Regions from separate parts of the Homo sapiens genome. Here region 1 is linked to region 2. A link is a loop called in an ENCODE intact Hi-C map of the cell type or tissue named here. Cell type or tissue: PC-3. All regions are shown on one strand. Each heading gives the region's core, and the rest is flanking DNA. Links, peaks and the distances in the headings are about the cores only.

The links. A loop is a pair of places that touch in the nucleus more often than their neighbours do. Peaks named below come from ENCODE experiments on the same cell type or tissue, not always from the same donor. Only the 100,000 strongest peaks of a DNase experiment are listed, where the experiment ranks them.
Region 1: a loop joins it to region 2, with 2.8 times the contacts of the local background. A loop is called at or near these places in 1 of 110 quality-filtered maps.

Annotation. Positions count from the first base shown.
Region 1 is chr15:76,358,527-76,363,450 of GRCh38, reverse strand. The region is part of intron 29 of SCAPER (S-phase cyclin A associated protein in the ER); the gene reads left to right. Among named protein-coding and RNA genes, the nearest start is that of ISL2, 24 kb to the right of the region's middle. In PC-3, for the core only: no CTCF peak of the experiment used is centred there; a DNase peak (open chromatin) is centred at 2,820.
Region 2 is chr15:76,839,107-76,844,285 of GRCh38, reverse strand. It overlaps SCAPER (S-phase cyclin A associated protein in the ER), which reads left to right. Exons shown (of 32, transcript NM_020843.4): 5 at 2,355-2,552. Among named protein-coding and RNA genes, the nearest start is that of SCAPER, 64 kb to the left of the region's middle. In PC-3, for the core only: CTCF peaks have their summits at 3,027 and 3,227 (motif pointing right); no DNase peak of the experiment used is centred there.

The sequences.
Region 1 (4,924 bases), core at 603-4,602, 480 kb after region 2:
TGCCAAGAGGCTGTTGGACCAGTTAGGGTGCTGGCCAAAATACTCAGCTAACTGTTCTCACACATAGAAAGATGGTGTTATCTGAGTCCTTGAAGGCCCGGGATGGGTAGGCCCAGAGCTCTGGTGTGGTAGGTACAGGCTCCCTGGAGTAAGGATTTGGTCCTCAGTCATTCATTCCCCAGATAGTTAATGAACACCTGTTGTTTTCCAGGCACTGTGTTAGACACTATGCCAAATACTAGGAATACAGCAGTGAATATAGGGGGCTTAACCATTATCCTTACAGAGCAGACAGCCTTGAGACTGTTGAAACTGGGGATTCATAGCAGTCTGTCTTTGCCTAAACAACTGCTCTGGTATCTGGAGCAGGGCCGTATGTGGTTCTGTCTTCTGGTCTGTGGCAGGCACAGTGCTGGGGTCCCAGTGACATAAGTGTTTAGAAACTTGCCAGACGGCCTTCTGGGGTAAAAAACAACTAATAAAAATAACACAATATGGAGAGCTTTCTAAAACCACTGATGGAGTTCTCCTAAATAAGGAGAAAATGCAGGATCACTCTTAGGTCTTAGCAAAATCAGAAGAGGCAGAGTGTAAGTAGGTAAAAGAGAACTTGACCATTTTCTGTTCTGTTTCCTTGAATATAAGTGAGTTCTAAAGAGCTGGGAATTTTACTATAGGACATCCTGGGTTTATCTATTATGTATGTAGATTATATAAGAGAGAGAAAGAGAGAGAGCAAGGGCTGAGCGCAGTGGCTTACACCTGTAATCCCAGCACTTTGGGAGGCCGAGGTGAGTAGATCACAAGGTCAAGAGTTCAAGACCAGCCTGGCCAACATGGTGAAACCCCATCTCTACTAAGGATAAAAAAATTAGCCGGGCATGGTGGCACCTGCCTGTAATCCCAGCTGCTCGGGAGGCTGAGGCAGGAGAATTGCTTGAACCCAGCAGGCAGAGGTTGCAGTGAGCCAAGATGGCACCACTGCACTCCAGCCTGGGCGACAGAGCAAGACTCCATCTTGAAAAAAAAAAAAAAGAGGGAGCAAGAAACTACTACAGACCTTTTTCTACTTTATTTTTATTATTTAGTGTCATGGTTTGGTATGGTCAGGGAATAAACTATTCCCATATAAGTGAATTTTTCAGATGACCAAATTTACCTTTAAAAAACAATATGTGGGCTGAGCGCGGTGGCCCATGCTTGTAATCTCAGCACTTTGGGAGGCCGAGGCGGGTGGATCACCTGAGATCAGGAGTTCGAGACCAGCCTGGCCAACATGGTGAAACCCCGTCTCTACTAAAAATACAAAAATTAGCTGGGTATGGTGGTGGGTGCCTGTAATCCCAGCTACTCGAGAGGCTGAAGCAGGAGAATCGCTTGAACCCGGGAGGTGGATGTTGCAGTGAGCAGAGATTGCACATTGCACTCCAGCCTGGGCAAAAACAGTGAAACTCCCTCTAAAAAAAAAAAAAATGTGTTTAACATTAACTTTCCAGTCCCTTTTACAATATTATGATGTCTCCTTCCATCTTAAACCAGTTATGCTGAATGTATTATGTATTTTTTGATGCCTTCAGAAATGAGTTCCTACTACGATGTTAAGGCACATTACTATTATTAGGTATGTGGAAGCAGATTTTTAAAGTGTAGCATACTAAGTAAGGATAATTGGTTATAATTAATAAGATATTTTACTACAATACAGTAATGCTCTCTCAAGACCAACTGAAAAGGGTTGAGATACTTTTACACCAAATGATTCTAGGCAACTTTTTGAATTCTCATGTCTGCTTAAAATAATTTTAATTCTCACGCCTTCACTTACTAATGTCAGCTGGTGCTTCTTCCTCTTGTCAATTTATTTAAACCAGCAGTGTCTTTTCTAATTGCTGATTTCAGTCTACTCTAGGCCAGAAAGCCCACTTTTATTAGACTTGCTTCTGAAATGTGACTTGGTAGATTGAGTTGGAGCTTGGAAGACTTTCTTGTAAGTAACTGGTGTGGATTTTGTGGAAAAACTGGGCACTCGGTGAAGGCAAGAATGTCTCTGATTTGTTCAGTATTCCATTCCCAGTGCCTAACACCATGCTTGGCTAGAGTAGATGCTCAGCAAATATTTGATGAATGGACTCATCTCTCTGCTGAAAGGCCCGCTTGCTTCTTTTCACGTTCTTGACTGAATTCCATGTGGTCACAGTTGGAGGAAAGGTCCCTCTGGGTGAGGGAATCAGGCTGTTTTACATTTATACAACGTGATAGACTCTCCATGGGCCCTCCTAGCCACTCCTTGGAATTTTATGGAGTGAATTTGACAGTTGTCATTTTACAAATGTGAAATCTGCAAACTCTCTCCAGGAGAATTTGCATTTTTAATCCAGATTCGTGATCACTCACTATCCCACCTCCACTTTCCTTTTTTTTTTTTTTTAATTTAAATTTTGGGTAACACCAAGTATTAATATTACAAATATATTTGACATAATAGCATTTCTTTCAAAAATATAAGACCAGTTTTGCAAGGCACTCAAAACCTGTCAAGGCTGCTCCAGAAGGCATCCAAATAAATGGCCATCCTAAGACAGTACTAATTTAGAGTCATGTGTTCCAACAGTTCACTCCTGAGAATCTAGTCCCATCACCAACCCTTCCTCTCTTTCAAGTTCTTACATCTGATAATTTGAGACAAACCCTTGGCACAGCCAGCACATAACCAAGAACTGGTTATTTGATACCAAGCCAAGAAGAGTATAGGTTTTTGAAAAAAAGTCTTTTGTGTTAGTTTAATCTATGTCAGTTGGTTTGTTTATTTGAATGGCAGTATGTCATCCTCATCTTCATCCGGGCTGGCAGAGCCATGCAAGAAGCTGGCTGGCAGCCAGTCATGGAAGTGAGTTCAGGCCTAGTGACAGACAGCCCTTCTGCCCAGGAAGGAATGGGCTCATGAGTCCAGTGACCGTAGATGGGCCTTTGAGGTGAGGAAGAATCTAGCATTTGGAATAATAAGAGATTGCTAAGCCCAGCTCTACCAATGACGAGCTGGAGGACCCAGGACAAGCTCTCTTGAACTTTCTGAGCATTAGTTTCCCCATTGTAAGAGTATAGTCATCCCTGTCTGCCCATTTCAGAGTTTAGAGACTTGGATAATGTAGGTAGAGGGGCTTTATAGCCTACTGAGTACCATCTCTGCCAGTAACAGGTTTTCTGCTGTGTTAACTGAGGTTTTGGCAAAGCATTGTCCTAGAAGGCCTTGAATTCCTTCATACCAAGTGAAACACCAGTTTTGCCCATACCTGCAAAAGGAGGAGGCTTTTCCAGAACTCTTATAACCAGACCAGGGATCCCTGAGTTGGTGCCCAGGATCCTGAGGATTGTAATCCTAATTTCCTTCTAGGGTAAGAGACAGCTTATCACAAAATCTATTCTTCAAGGACTTAATGTGCAGACCTAAGGTGATGTAGACACCATTGAAGCCTTCAATCCAAAATCTGCCATCTGTATTTCATGAGACAAGATGTGGTATGATTCTACCCCAAGTCAAGGCACCAATTAGTTTGTTAACTAGGGGCCCCCTGTCACTTTATTTCATTCATTCCAGTAACTTTGAGGCCCTCCTTCAGTGCCTAGCCCCCAGCAGAGCAATGGAGGATTCAATACCAAAAACATAGTTCCTGCCCTTCTGTAACTTGGGATTCAGCTACATATACTTAGTTATGTGATAGTTGCTGCCATGTCTTTGGGTTGAACAAGAAAGGCTGCCTTTGGCTGTTCTGCCTGGGAAGACTTCCTGGGCTTAAGGATTTCCTTAAGTGCTTCAAGGGAAGCTCATCCTTGCTCTCAATCAGGAGCCCACAACACCAGCCTATTAGCTTTTGCTCTTCCTGCTCTGTTTTCAGGTTGACAAGCCTAACACAATAGCTTCAAAACACACACATGCACAGTAAGTTAAGCCACTGTTTCTTTGTACCACTTACCTGTATTTCTTGGATCATGCTTTTCCTGGATTTTCTTTTCAGAGCTGTCAGAATACATTTCCTACTCTGCCACTGCAAGATCCTGGCTGGCAGCCCCATCACTGTTTGCACAGCTCTCTCGTGCAGGCAGGGCCAGGGAGAGACCTCAGCAATGGCTTCCTACGTGGCACGAAACTTGCTGATGAGTCCCAGCAAGACAGTGGGGCCTGCCTCTGCCAGACCCTGTGCTCTGAAGAGTAGTCCTTATGGAGAGATGGGGCTGGGGTGATGGGGAGGGGGGCAAGATGATGGAAAGCATTTAGGAAGCCTCACACTGGGAGGGGGCTTCAGGTCTAGCGGGAGAAGACTCAGAGCAGCAGAACTGGTCAGCTAACCAAACACTCATAACTAACATTGTTCTGTACTTTATGGTCACAGACACTATCTCATTGGATCCTCATCTAAATCCTGAAGGCTACCATCTACCCTCATTTTATAAAGACTCTAAGGCTCAAATTAGTTAAGTGACTATAGCAGATCAGGGGGCAGAGCCAGACCTAGAGCCCAGGGCTGCCTAACACCAGCACTCTTGAGCTGTAGCTTCATGGTTTATGGCCACTGACAGACAGTTGGCCCAGGGAAAGCCACTCAACTGACTCTGAAGTGCACCTGGTTAGAGATGGTAGCCTTTCTAATGGAACATAATTCCGGCTGAGGTTGATGAGAAATGATGAGGATTGTGCTATGGACTGAACTCTTTTCCCAGAATTCATATGTTAAAGCCCTAACCTGCAATGTAGTTGTATTTCGAGACAGGGCTTTTAGGAGGTAATTAAATGAGGTTGTAAGGGCAGTGCCCTAATCCAGTAGGACTGATGGCCTTATAAAAGGAAAGGAGAGATCTCGCTCTCTAAATGCCCTCACCAAGGAGAGACCATGTGAGCACATAGCAAGAAGGCAGCTGTCTGCCAACA
Region 2 (5,179 bases), core at 737-4,736:
TTTTTTTTTTTTTTCCTCTTTCTGTCTTTGTCTCTCAAATGTCCTTGATTAAAACACTATTACCTCATGGAATCCAATTGTGTGAAACTTCTTTTGCAAGTTTAGATTGTTTTGTCATCTATTGAGTGTCTTGGGAAGCAGTTAGACATAGTAAGCCATAGTAGTAGTATAGTTACCCGATTAAGAATTCTGGCTTCATCACTTAAGTTAATTTGAGGCTTGGGGGTATAATTTAATTTAGCTAAACCTGTTTCCTCCTCTGTAAAATGGAGATAATATTAGTACTGGTAATATAAAATTGCTTCAATGATTAAATGAAGTATATGTAAATCACTTGGTGCAATGCTTGGCACATAGCAAGTATATCATGAATGTTAGATGCTGGTGCAATTGTTATTACCACTGCTATTCTTTTTGTCAGTAGTAAGTAGAGCCCTATATTTTAAAACTCTCTACTAGTTAACCAGCCTCTATGATTTTTTTTTTTAAAGAGAGCTTCAAGGTCTCACTGTGTTGCCCTGGTCTGTTCTCAAACTCCTGGGCTCAAGTGATACTCCTGCCTCAGTCTCCTGAGTGGTTAGGACTGCATGTGTATAATACTGTGCCTGTCTAGCCTCTGTTATTTGATGTGTCTTTTCTACCTTTCTTCACAAAGTTGGCAATTATTGCCATTAGTTTATGCACATTTTTTCTACAAGCTTATTTTTTCTCCTTTTTGTCTTTCTTATGATAATCATACCTTACATTATTTGGGCACTTACTGTTTGCTAGATGCATGTCAAACGCTCTGTGAACATTGGAGCAGAAATTGAAAGATTGAGTTCTAGTTTCAGTTCTGTCATTCTTTTAACTTTGTCAGGCAATTCAGTCTGAGCCTCAGTTTTGTCATCTACAAAATAGGAATAGTAATATTTGTCCTGTCACAGCTTGTTGTGATGATTAAATGATAACTATGTTTTCAAAAACCCTTTATAAAATATATTTTCTGCCCTTCTGGAATCTTTGTAAATAAAAGCCTTGGATAGAGCAGTCACACGTAATGATAGAAACAGCTTAACCCCAAGGCATTATTGCCCGTTGTACATTATAAGAAAGGATGGTAAAATATTTGAATGATATACTTTATGATTTTAATTACTCATGATTATGAATGCTATACATATATACCACATTTTATGGATGTGTTATAAATTCATAAACAGGTAGGGATGAATGGTAGTAGTTTTGATAATTTCATAAGATTAGCGTCTGGATTCACAGGAAGCTGCTAGTCCTTTGCTGATCAATGTAGAAAAAAACTTTGGGAAGGAAGTATAATTCAGGAAACTTCCTAAGTTAATTTTAACTTTGAATGGTATATAGAAAGAAATGAGGTGGTCTGGAATATCTGGTAAAGAGCTATCAGCACTGAACCTCAGCCAACAGTCTAATGGTAAGCCAGCAGTGTAATTGTAGAGCTGTAATTAGAAGATGGTCTCCTGTGGCAATGTGACCTTGAACAACTCAGCCTCTGAACCTCAATTTATTAATCTGTAAAGTGGAGGTAATAATACATACTCTAAGAAGTGTATGAAGAGGGTCAAGAGATATGTTAAGTTGATTTATAATATACAGTTGTTCCTCAGTATCCATGGGGGATTGGTTTCATGATGTCTGTATTAGTCTGTTTTCATACTGCTGTAATGAACTGCCTGAGACTGGGTAATTTAAAAGGAAAGAGGTTTAATTGACTCACAGTTCAGCATGGTTGCGGAGGCCTCAGGAAACTCATACAATCATGGCAGAAGGCGAAGAGGAACCAAGGCACCTTCTTCACAAGGTGGCAGGAAGAACTGCCCAGCGAAGTGAGGAAGATCACCTTATAAAACCATCAGATCTTGTGAGAACTTACTATCATGAGAACAGCATGGGGGAAACTGCCCCCATGATTCAGTTACCTCCATCTGGTCTCTCCCTTTACACGTGGGGATTATGGAGATTATAATTCAAGATGAGATTTGGGTGGGGACAGAAAGCCTAACCATATCAATCTCCCATGGATATCAGAATGTTTGGATGTTCAAGTCCCTTATATAAAATGGTGTAGTATTTGCATATAACCTATGCATATCCTCCCATATACTTTAATCTTTAGATTGCTTATAATACCTAATGCAATGTAAATGTTATGTAAATAGTTGTTATACTGTATTGTTTAGAGAATAATGATAGGAAAAAAGTCCATACATGTTCAGTACAGATGCTTTTTATTTCTGGAGTAGTTTTGATTTGTAGTTGATTGAATCTTTATAAAAAATCCAGTCCCTGGAAGCCCTTTTATTTATTTATTTTCATGTTTTATTTTACTTCACCAGAGTACTGCAGTGGACTGTAAAATAACATCGTCTACGACTGGAGATAAACACTTTGATAAAAGTCCCACTAAAACAAGGCACCCTCGGAAAATTGATCTAAGAGCTCGATACTGGGCATTTCTTTTTGATAATCTTCGCCGAGCAGTAGATGAAATCTATGTAACTTGCGAATCAGATCAGAGTGTGGTCGAATGTAAGGTAAGGTTTGCTTTGAGGCCTTGTAATCCATTTGAACTCAGATTCTTGAATTTTTGCTACATGTGACTTGATCTTTTTTTTTTCTTTGAGATGGAGTTTTGCTCTGTCGCCCAGGCTGGAGTGTAGTGACGCGATCTTGGCTCATTACAACCTCTGCCTCCCAGGTTCAAGTGATTCTCCTGCCTTAGCCTCCTGAGTAGCTGGGATTACAGGCACATGCCACCACACCTGGCTAATTTTTGTATTTTTAGTAGAGACAGGGTTTTGCTGTGTTAGTCAAGCTGGTCTCGAACTCCTGACCTTAAGTGATCCACCCATCTCGGCCTCCCAAAGTGCTGTGATTATAGGCATGAGCCACTGTGCCTGGCCCTGACTGGATCATTTATCTTACTTTTTCTAGTTGTAATAAATTCTGTATGCTTTTCATTTAATTACCTCTTATGAAAAATTGTTCTTTTGATCCATACACTAACATCAGCATTATGCTTCACGTTTTCTTGATTTTGAAGATTTTTTTTGGCATTACCTAATTATATATTTTAGGTTCTGTGAAGGATTTGGTAGAAAGCTGTCTTGACACATAGTTCTGGGCAGGGAATCAAAGGGTTGGATACACACACAACATTATTTTTAAAATTCTTCTTATCTGTATTCTCCGTTGGTGCTGTAGATGGCACTAGTGAGATTTCACATTCTTTGGTTTCATGTTTAATGTCTAATTGGACATTACTCCCTTTCCATTGAGATACTTATCACTCTTCTAATTCACTTTGGTCAGGGAAAAGTGAGATTGATGGCTAACGATAAACAATCCTGGGTGGGATTGGGATGTCATTGTAAGGTGTGTTTTCTAATTTTAAATAATCTTGTGTTTGTAGTAGGATATTAAACAGACACATGGTGTAGAGTGTCTCTATCTAAAAAGCCTGGCCTTTTAGTAAGTAGAGACTTTATACCATATTACTTTTTACTGAATAAAACTATTTTGAGGAAAACCAGAGTGATACATGTTTACAGAAATATTAAAGAGATAACTTCTGTTTTTATGATGAACATGGTTGAAAACCCTGGAATTCATTATTTAACCTTTGAAATATATGAGGGGTTAAAGAAGAGTTACATATTGAGACAGCAGCTATGTTTCCTCTTAAATTGGAAACAGTCAAAATAGGTTTTAGACTAACTTAAAAATACTAGTTATCAAAAGCAGGTTTCAAAATGAACAGTAGTTGAAACCATCTAAATATATGTTGTGTGGTTGTTACACTTAAATGTTGTTACTATCAACATACAAAAACTTTTTTTTTTTTTTTTTTGAGGCAGGTCTTTTTCTGTCACCCAGGCCAGAATGTGGTGGTACAAACATGGCTTACGAAGCCTTGACCTTCTGGGCTCAAGCAGTCCTCCTGCCTCAGCCTCCTGAGTAGCTGGGACCACAGGCGTATGCCACCATGCCTGGCTAATTTTAAAAAAATTTTTGTAGCGATGAGGATGCATCATGTTGCCCAGGCTAGTCTTGAACTCCTGGGCTCAAGCGATCCTCCTACCTCAGCATTCCAAAGTGGTGGGATTATAGGTATGAGCCACCATGCCCAGCCACTTTTTATGTTTAAAGAAAAACATTTTTAAGTAAAATCATATTCTTGGAGTATAATGAGTCAGTATGTTGCGGTAGAAGACACTACTGGACTTAGTTTTCTGTTATGCTTTGTAAACTGAGCATTTGGGCTTAGAATATCTCTAGATTACCCCTAGAGATTAATCAAAGCAGCAGTTTCTTTTTTTGTTGTTGTTTAAAAATAACAAATGACTGATTGATGAAATCAAATTTACTTAAAAATATATATACTTTTTGAGTAAAGTGAGATTGACCAATTGCAATGACGTCTTTTTGTGATAAGCAGAAACTTGCACCTGTCTCTGACATGACTGTGTTTTAGGAAGCTAGAACTGGCCACAAGAAAGTGTGGCTTTTATTTCTGGTTCTGTCACTTATTCCAAGCTTTATAAAAGCTTACTAGCAATAGATTTTTTTGTGTGTAAGTTATAGATTAAAAGAATGGAGAAAGTTTCGACAAAGTGAGAGGAATAGAGATGTGTTTTCCATTCTTTATTCTGTGCCAAGATGCTCAAAGGCTTATGCTGAGAAATCTAGGAGTTTAAAAGGTATTTTTATATTCTACTCTTCTCCTCATCCAAGACTTACAGGTGGTGATGTAAGAAGATAAAATTTAACGTTTGGTCTAAGCACATGCTGGGTATATACTAACTAGTTTTCTTGTTTTGTTTTGCTTTATTCTCATTATCAAAGCACTGCCATCCATGATCTCATTTGGTTAGTATCTTTATGAGATACATGACGCAATAATTTTTCCTCATTTTGTACGTGGATTCAGCCATTGTTTTGTTAATGCACTGAAAGATTTTTTCCTATTTGTGATTTTTATCCTTTAGCCTTAGTTAAAATAATCACAGTTCAGTTCTGTGTCTCATATGTAAAATGCAGTTAATAACACATATATGTAATTCACATGGTAAGTATAGCATGATGTGAAAAGTATCTTTCCTGTTTGCCCAGGATTTCTGACTAGATGCTAACTTTGTAATCAAAAGAAGATACATTCCTC